Regions from separate parts of the Homo sapiens genome. Here region 2 is linked to region 1. Evidence: chromatin loops called from intact Hi-C (ENCODE). Cell type or tissue: PC-9. All regions are shown on one strand. Links, peaks and the distances in the headings refer to the core of each region. The heading gives the core; the rest is flanking DNA.

Region 1 (2,918 bases), core at 225-2,724:
TAAGAAGTTTCCATGGGCAAGGGTTTCACTGTGTTCAACAGCCATTCGAGTGTTGTTACCGGAACGTTCTAAGCGTTTAGTAAGCAGCTCTGCCCCACCCCACCCCTGGAACCCTCAGGGCCAGCCACGATTCTTCGCCCTCCACACGGAGCAGCAGCTTCCGTTTACTTCTGACTCACAAGGAGCACTTTAACCTGATGAATCACCAGCAGCACTTCCTGTGACATTCTGGGGAAAACTACAGTTTGCTTAGGAAGGACTCTGAAGCACTTCACTTGCTGTGGTGTTTGATCTGCAATGGGGTGGAAAAATTTCAGTTCTGCTCTGTGTGGACACACCAAAGCCTTCTCACCAACTCTTGGAAGTTTCCTATCATCAGGGCTAGGTCTACTCCATAGTCAGCCTGAAATGAATGGATTAAATGAACAAGGCTGTCCCCGGGAGGATACAGCATATCCCCCTCACTGATCTCACCCAGGATGCCATTCCTTTTGTAACTGTTCTGGGCTTAGTTTACTCATCTGAACCACAAAGCACAGATAATTACCTAAGGGATGATGTTCTCAATTCTCCCAAAGGTGGTACCTCACCAGCGCCATTCTTCAGGTATAGGTAAGAAACAAATCCATACATACAAGAAATGCTTTAGGGTGTGGTCGGCCTAGACCTTATCAATGGAGGGCTTTGATAGTAAGAGTCCAGGCAAGGGTAAGGGAGTTGCCCTACTACCTAAGTTATGCCACAAGGTGAGAACAATGAGCTCTGGAACAGTTCCAAATTCGTTCAAGTCCTGGCAATGAGAAAACAGAAAGGGTAGAAAAGTCAGTGTTTTAACCTTCTACAGAAACAGTTCTCTTAGTATGTCAAATGTAATGCAGGTGAATATTATCGAAAGATCTTCAACTGCATGATCTAGGGCCAGGTATTACAAATCTAAAGCTGACCCAAGGACAGTCACGCACCAAAACAGCCTTTGTGGCATGTGGTGACAAACCAAGTTCCCCTGGCTGTTGTCAGCGTATTGCAGAGGTGGCTTTCCTTATGCTGAGTATGACTGGGCCCCTGATTGCCAGGATACATGGCAATTAAGAAGCATGCAAATTGTGAAAACCTTGAAAACCAAAAGGTGATTAGGTGACAGATTAGGTGATAAGGCAGGCAGTCAGTGCTTCTGCTTTATAAATAAACTCGTTTTTTCTCTTACACAAAACCTGAGGCTATGCTAGATGCCAACATGAGCTCTTTAATGCGACGTTCACGTTAAGCATTTTTATAACCTAATGAAAATTTGATTTTTAAAATGAGCATCAAATGAGGCCTGAAATACTGTTTGAAAATGTCACGACTTTTTAACATTTAAATATAGCTTTACACAGAGTCACCCTTGATTGACATTTTATTCCATTTCAGGGCTGTTAATTAAGAACCGTAGACACTAGCAACAAAGATTAAAGCAGCAGAGGCCGAAAACTTACTGAAATAAAATGCAGCTCTGATTTGCTCAGAGCCCACATCAAAGCGGAAGCACGGATCCTGGCTCATGCACATCTGGTCCACTAGGGGGCAGTGAATGATCGCGCCTCCAGCGGGAGGGCTTGTTCTACATCCACCTGAAGTGTGCAGGCCTTTCACACAAGTGAGATGCGCTGCCGCCAAGGCAGGTGTAGGGACTAGCCAGTTATTGCTACTAGCATAATATGCCAGAAGGATGAAGTGAAATTATCGTTTGAAAAACTGAACAATGAAAAAAGTTCATTTTTACCAATAAATTTGCATGGTAAGGAACAGGTGGTACCGCTGTACCTGCCCGGGTCCTGTTCCCTGGCTCCTGGTGGAGGGCAGTGACCAGGCTGGGCTGCACCCAGAAGGGCAGCCACGGAGAGGGGTAGAGCCAGGGAGCCCCGTTTACGCAGTTGCTGGGGCTAGCAACCACCGGGCACGAGTGACCAAGGCGGGCTTCCCCTACTCATCCTGTCCCTGTGCCGGGGTCCATTTGGGGGAGTCCCAGGCCTGGAAGCCGAACAGCACACATCCAGGGGCACCATCCGAGCCGTAGGCTGTGTGGATGCCCCCTGGAGCCGGGCAGTTCCCAGATCATCCCCGCTCCCACCACGTGGGGGCCCTGTAGAGAGAAAGGCAACACCGGAGCAAAATTAGGAATTGGGGCCAGCTGGATTTCAATGTCTGCGTGTTCCCTTCTCATTCTTCTATCCCCTCCTTGATTCAAGAATCTGGTGCCCTCCTGTCTTTGTCCAGTCCAAACCTGTTCTTCTAGGATATCCAGTCATTCACCTTCCACTGTGTTTCCTTCACCACCTCCCAAGGGAATTTGCATTTAAGCCTATTTATTTATTTTTTGAGACAAGGTCTCCCTCTGTCACCCAGGCTGGAGTGCATTGGAGCAATCATAGCTCACCGCAGCCTCAAACTCCTGGGCTTAAGCGATCCTCCCACCTCAGTCTTCTGAGTAGCTAGTATTACAGGCGCATGCCACCATGCCTGGCTAATTTTCTATTTTTTATTTTTTGTAGAGGCGGAGTCTTGCTAGGTTGCCCAGGCTGGTCTTGAACTCCTGGCCTCAAGCAATCCTCCTACCTCAGCCTCCCAAAACTCTGTGTTTACAGGCATGAGCCACCTTGATCGGCAAGACTTATTTCTAATTCTGAAGCAAAATACAGAGAAAAGGTTTCTCCCTCCTGGCCCTGATTAACAAGAATCTCCCCTGAAAATGGGAAGGAAACCAGATGTGCCATTTCCCCCAGCACTCTGACTTCAGTGATTTTAGAGTGACTTCTGTGTTCCCAGACCCATTTCTTCACATAGTCACCTGGAACATCTCTTTGTTTCCTCGAGAGTCAGTGAAGCCTCGTGGGCAGGTGCAGAGGCTATGCAGATCTGCTTGGGTTCAAATCCCAGCT
Region 2 (2,918 bases), core at 148-2,647, 90 kb before region 1:
AGTGAGTTCATTATAAAGACGTACTTAAAAATACCAATCTTGCTATTGGTAGATTTAGGTGTTTCTCATTTTTGCTGTTCTAAATAATGCTGCAATGAATCTATCTGGTTGTTTTGTAAGCACAAAATTGAAGTAGTGTTGGAGGTAGGGGAGAAGACACATGCACTTAGGATAGGTGACAACCAGCTCCTCACTAGGGTGCAACAGTTTATTCTTTTTTTTTTTTTGGTAGAGCTGGGGTTTCGCTATGTTGCCCAAGTTCGTCTTGAACTCCTGGGCTCAAGCAATCTGTCTGCCTCAGCCTCCCAAAGTGCTGGGATTACATGGTGTGAGCCACCATGCCCAGCCATTTATGATCTTGATGAGGGCCAACTTTCCCTCTTCCACAAGGGATTAATCTTAGAACTATAGCCAATTTATTATAAGTACTATTTAGCTACTCTGTGCTCCACACATCACGGAGTAATATCTTCAAACTATGAGGTTTAGTAACACTTGACTGCTGAGGTTTATTTCCTCAGCTCTGATGCTTCCTGGGTGAAGATGTAAGTTATTAAATTAACTCAAATTTTAAAGCTAACACTTCATTCCATCTAGACCAGGTAGCTCGTCATTTGTACGTCTGATAGGTGCTTCAACATCTCAGAATTGGCTTATTTTTCATGCATTGCATATTGTACTCATTTGTAATATTGGAATGTAAAATGTTCTTACTAAGAATCTTTATGTCAGCTATTCAACATTTCCCTACTTTATAATTTCTAGCTGCTTTACCATTTAGCAACTTTAAATTTTTATGCAGTTAATATGTTTCTTTGGTTTTTATGTTTTCTGAATGTCTTTAATGCACATTAATGTATACTTAGTAGATACACATTTACACATTGAGAAGTGAAGATAGGTTTGTGTTCTGTGTACAATTAGGACATCCATTAAAAAAGATTTTTAAAAACTGTGAATGGGAAAACATGTTTTTCCTCCTGTCCTAAAATAGAACCTGATGACGGGAGGGAGCATCAGTCAGTCTGGCCTAAATCAGTGTACTGCGCTTTTGGATGCGGGCAAAAGTATTGTCATGTTGATTACTTTATAATAACGTATTAATATCATTGGCTCAAACAGTTGTGATATATACCTAGTAATCATCGAGGATCTCAAAGATATGCACCAGTTTGAATAAATGCTGTTTAAAGATTAAATTTTACAATTCATTTTAAATTGTCATTTTGTGACAATATTTCTAAACAACGTCCATTTTTAATAACAGTTGAATTTTGAGTCTACTTTGTCATGAATATTATGTCTGAGCAATGATTAACTTACTTTTCTTGAGTAAAATCCCAATGTTTGCTTGATTATTTATCAAAAGAAATAGTGCAATTAATTTGACTAGTGTAACCTGCCTCTACAAAATAGCCTATTGGAAGTTAGTTTCTGAAGGGCTAAAATCTTTAGCTACTGTGATTAATGACTTGCGTTTGTAAGCAGCATTCAAGATACTTTTTTTCTACATTACCACTTGTCAATTTATATCCAGACTTCTATTTTGCCTGTGGTGTTTTGATTGTTGTGGAGTAATATCTCTTGCCATCTATCATAGTTTTCATAGCACAAAACAATGACATCAGCTTTTCTGGGAAGATGGAGTCTATACAAATATTTGGAGAGAGGTTGACTTTCTCCAAGTACTGAGTAATTTTGGTACGGTTAAGCTCTTCTAAGTGGGCAGAATGATGAGAAGTGTTCCCCTATTTGCTCTGGCATGTGTGCTATGGTTTTCTTGTATTGGTCTAGTTTGTTAGCCTTAGAGACTTCCTAAAAGACAACTAGTCGAAACTAGTTGTCTTTTAGTTCATATTAGCATGTGATTTGGAAATAAGAACGGGAGCATACTTGAAAGCTCTAGGATAACAGCTTTTCAGTCACTTGTGGTTTAGTTTTCTTAGAACTGCATAGCATGGGCCTGTTGACAGTTCTTATACTGCTTCAGGGCAGGTGGCAGGCAGTATGGTATAGTGGAAAGATCTTTTGGGGTTGGAAAAGATTTTGTTTCATGTTCAAGAGTTCATGCTGGCCCCTTAAGTGCTATGGTTTTTAGGTAATTAACCCAATTTCTGTGAATCCCCATTTCCTCATCCAAATCTATATAACCTTGACAGGGCCAGTCTCTGCCATGGTGGATTCCTCTAGTGCTGGGTTTCTCAACTTTGGCATATTAACATTTGGGGCCGGCTAATCAATTGTGGGGGCTGTCCTGTGCCTTGTAGGATGTTTAACAGCATCCCTAGCTTCTACCCATCAAATGTCAGTAGCACCTCTCTACCCCAGTTGTGACAACCAACAATGTCCCTTGTCCTTCAGTTACAGGGAAAGTGACTTTGAACTTCAAAATAACACTCAAAGAGAAGGAAGTAAAATGGCCCTTTCTGAGTATCTTTAAGCAATCCGGCACTGTGCCAGGTGTCTTCACTCAGGCTTCACAACGATCTTCTCAGAAAGGCATTGTTGCATTGTTTCCCCCATTTTACAGGTGGGAAAATGGGGTGACGCTCTGACCAAGCTAAAATATATGTTAATTAGAACTTAGATCTAACTGTAAGGCCCATGTTCTCTCCGGTGGCGGAGCGATCAAAGTCGGCATGCACATAGCCAGGGATGAAAGTTGACTAGCACTGTGAAAATGCACTTGTATCGTCATTGAAAACTCCGTGGGAGGACTCAAAATCTCTTCCCTGAAATTAGCCATAAAATCCAACCATGTTAAGATTTGCTGTTTTTTCACCAGGCTGTATCCGGTTTTCTAAACCCATGTTTATATGAAACACTGAAGCTTTTCTTTACAAAATGCAGATTCTTAGTCCAGTGTTTTGTAAAGCCGATCGAGACCAGTATTTTTTTTTAAAAAAAGAAAAAATTTA

What was found. Hi-C counts contacts between places; a loop is a spot of excess contacts. Peaks named below come from ENCODE experiments on the same cell type or tissue, not always from the same donor. Only the 100,000 strongest peaks of a DNase experiment are listed, where the experiment ranks them.
Region 2: it touches region 1 in a loop (2.3-fold over the local background); 3 of 110 quality-filtered maps call a loop at or near these places.

Annotation. Positions count from the first base shown.
Region 1 is chr13:31,043,217-31,046,134 of GRCh38, reverse strand. LOC124903147 (a long non-coding RNA gene) reads right to left here and starts at 33. Exons shown (of 2, transcript XR_007063744.1): 1 at 1-33. RefSeq lists an enhancer at 1-847. In PC-9, for the core only: CTCF peaks have their summits at 1,366 and 1,567 (motif pointing right); DNase peaks (open chromatin) are centred at 744, 894 and 1,574; H3K4me3 peaks cover 1,132 bases; H3K27ac peaks cover 1,334 bases.
Region 2 is chr13:31,133,321-31,136,238 of GRCh38, reverse strand. HSPH1 (heat shock protein family H (Hsp110) member 1) reads left to right here. Exons shown (of 18, transcript NM_006644.4): 18 at 1-1,266. Among named protein-coding and RNA genes, the nearest start is that of HSPH1, 27 kb to the left of the region's middle. In PC-9, for the core only: no CTCF peak of the experiment used is centred there; no DNase peak of the experiment used is centred there.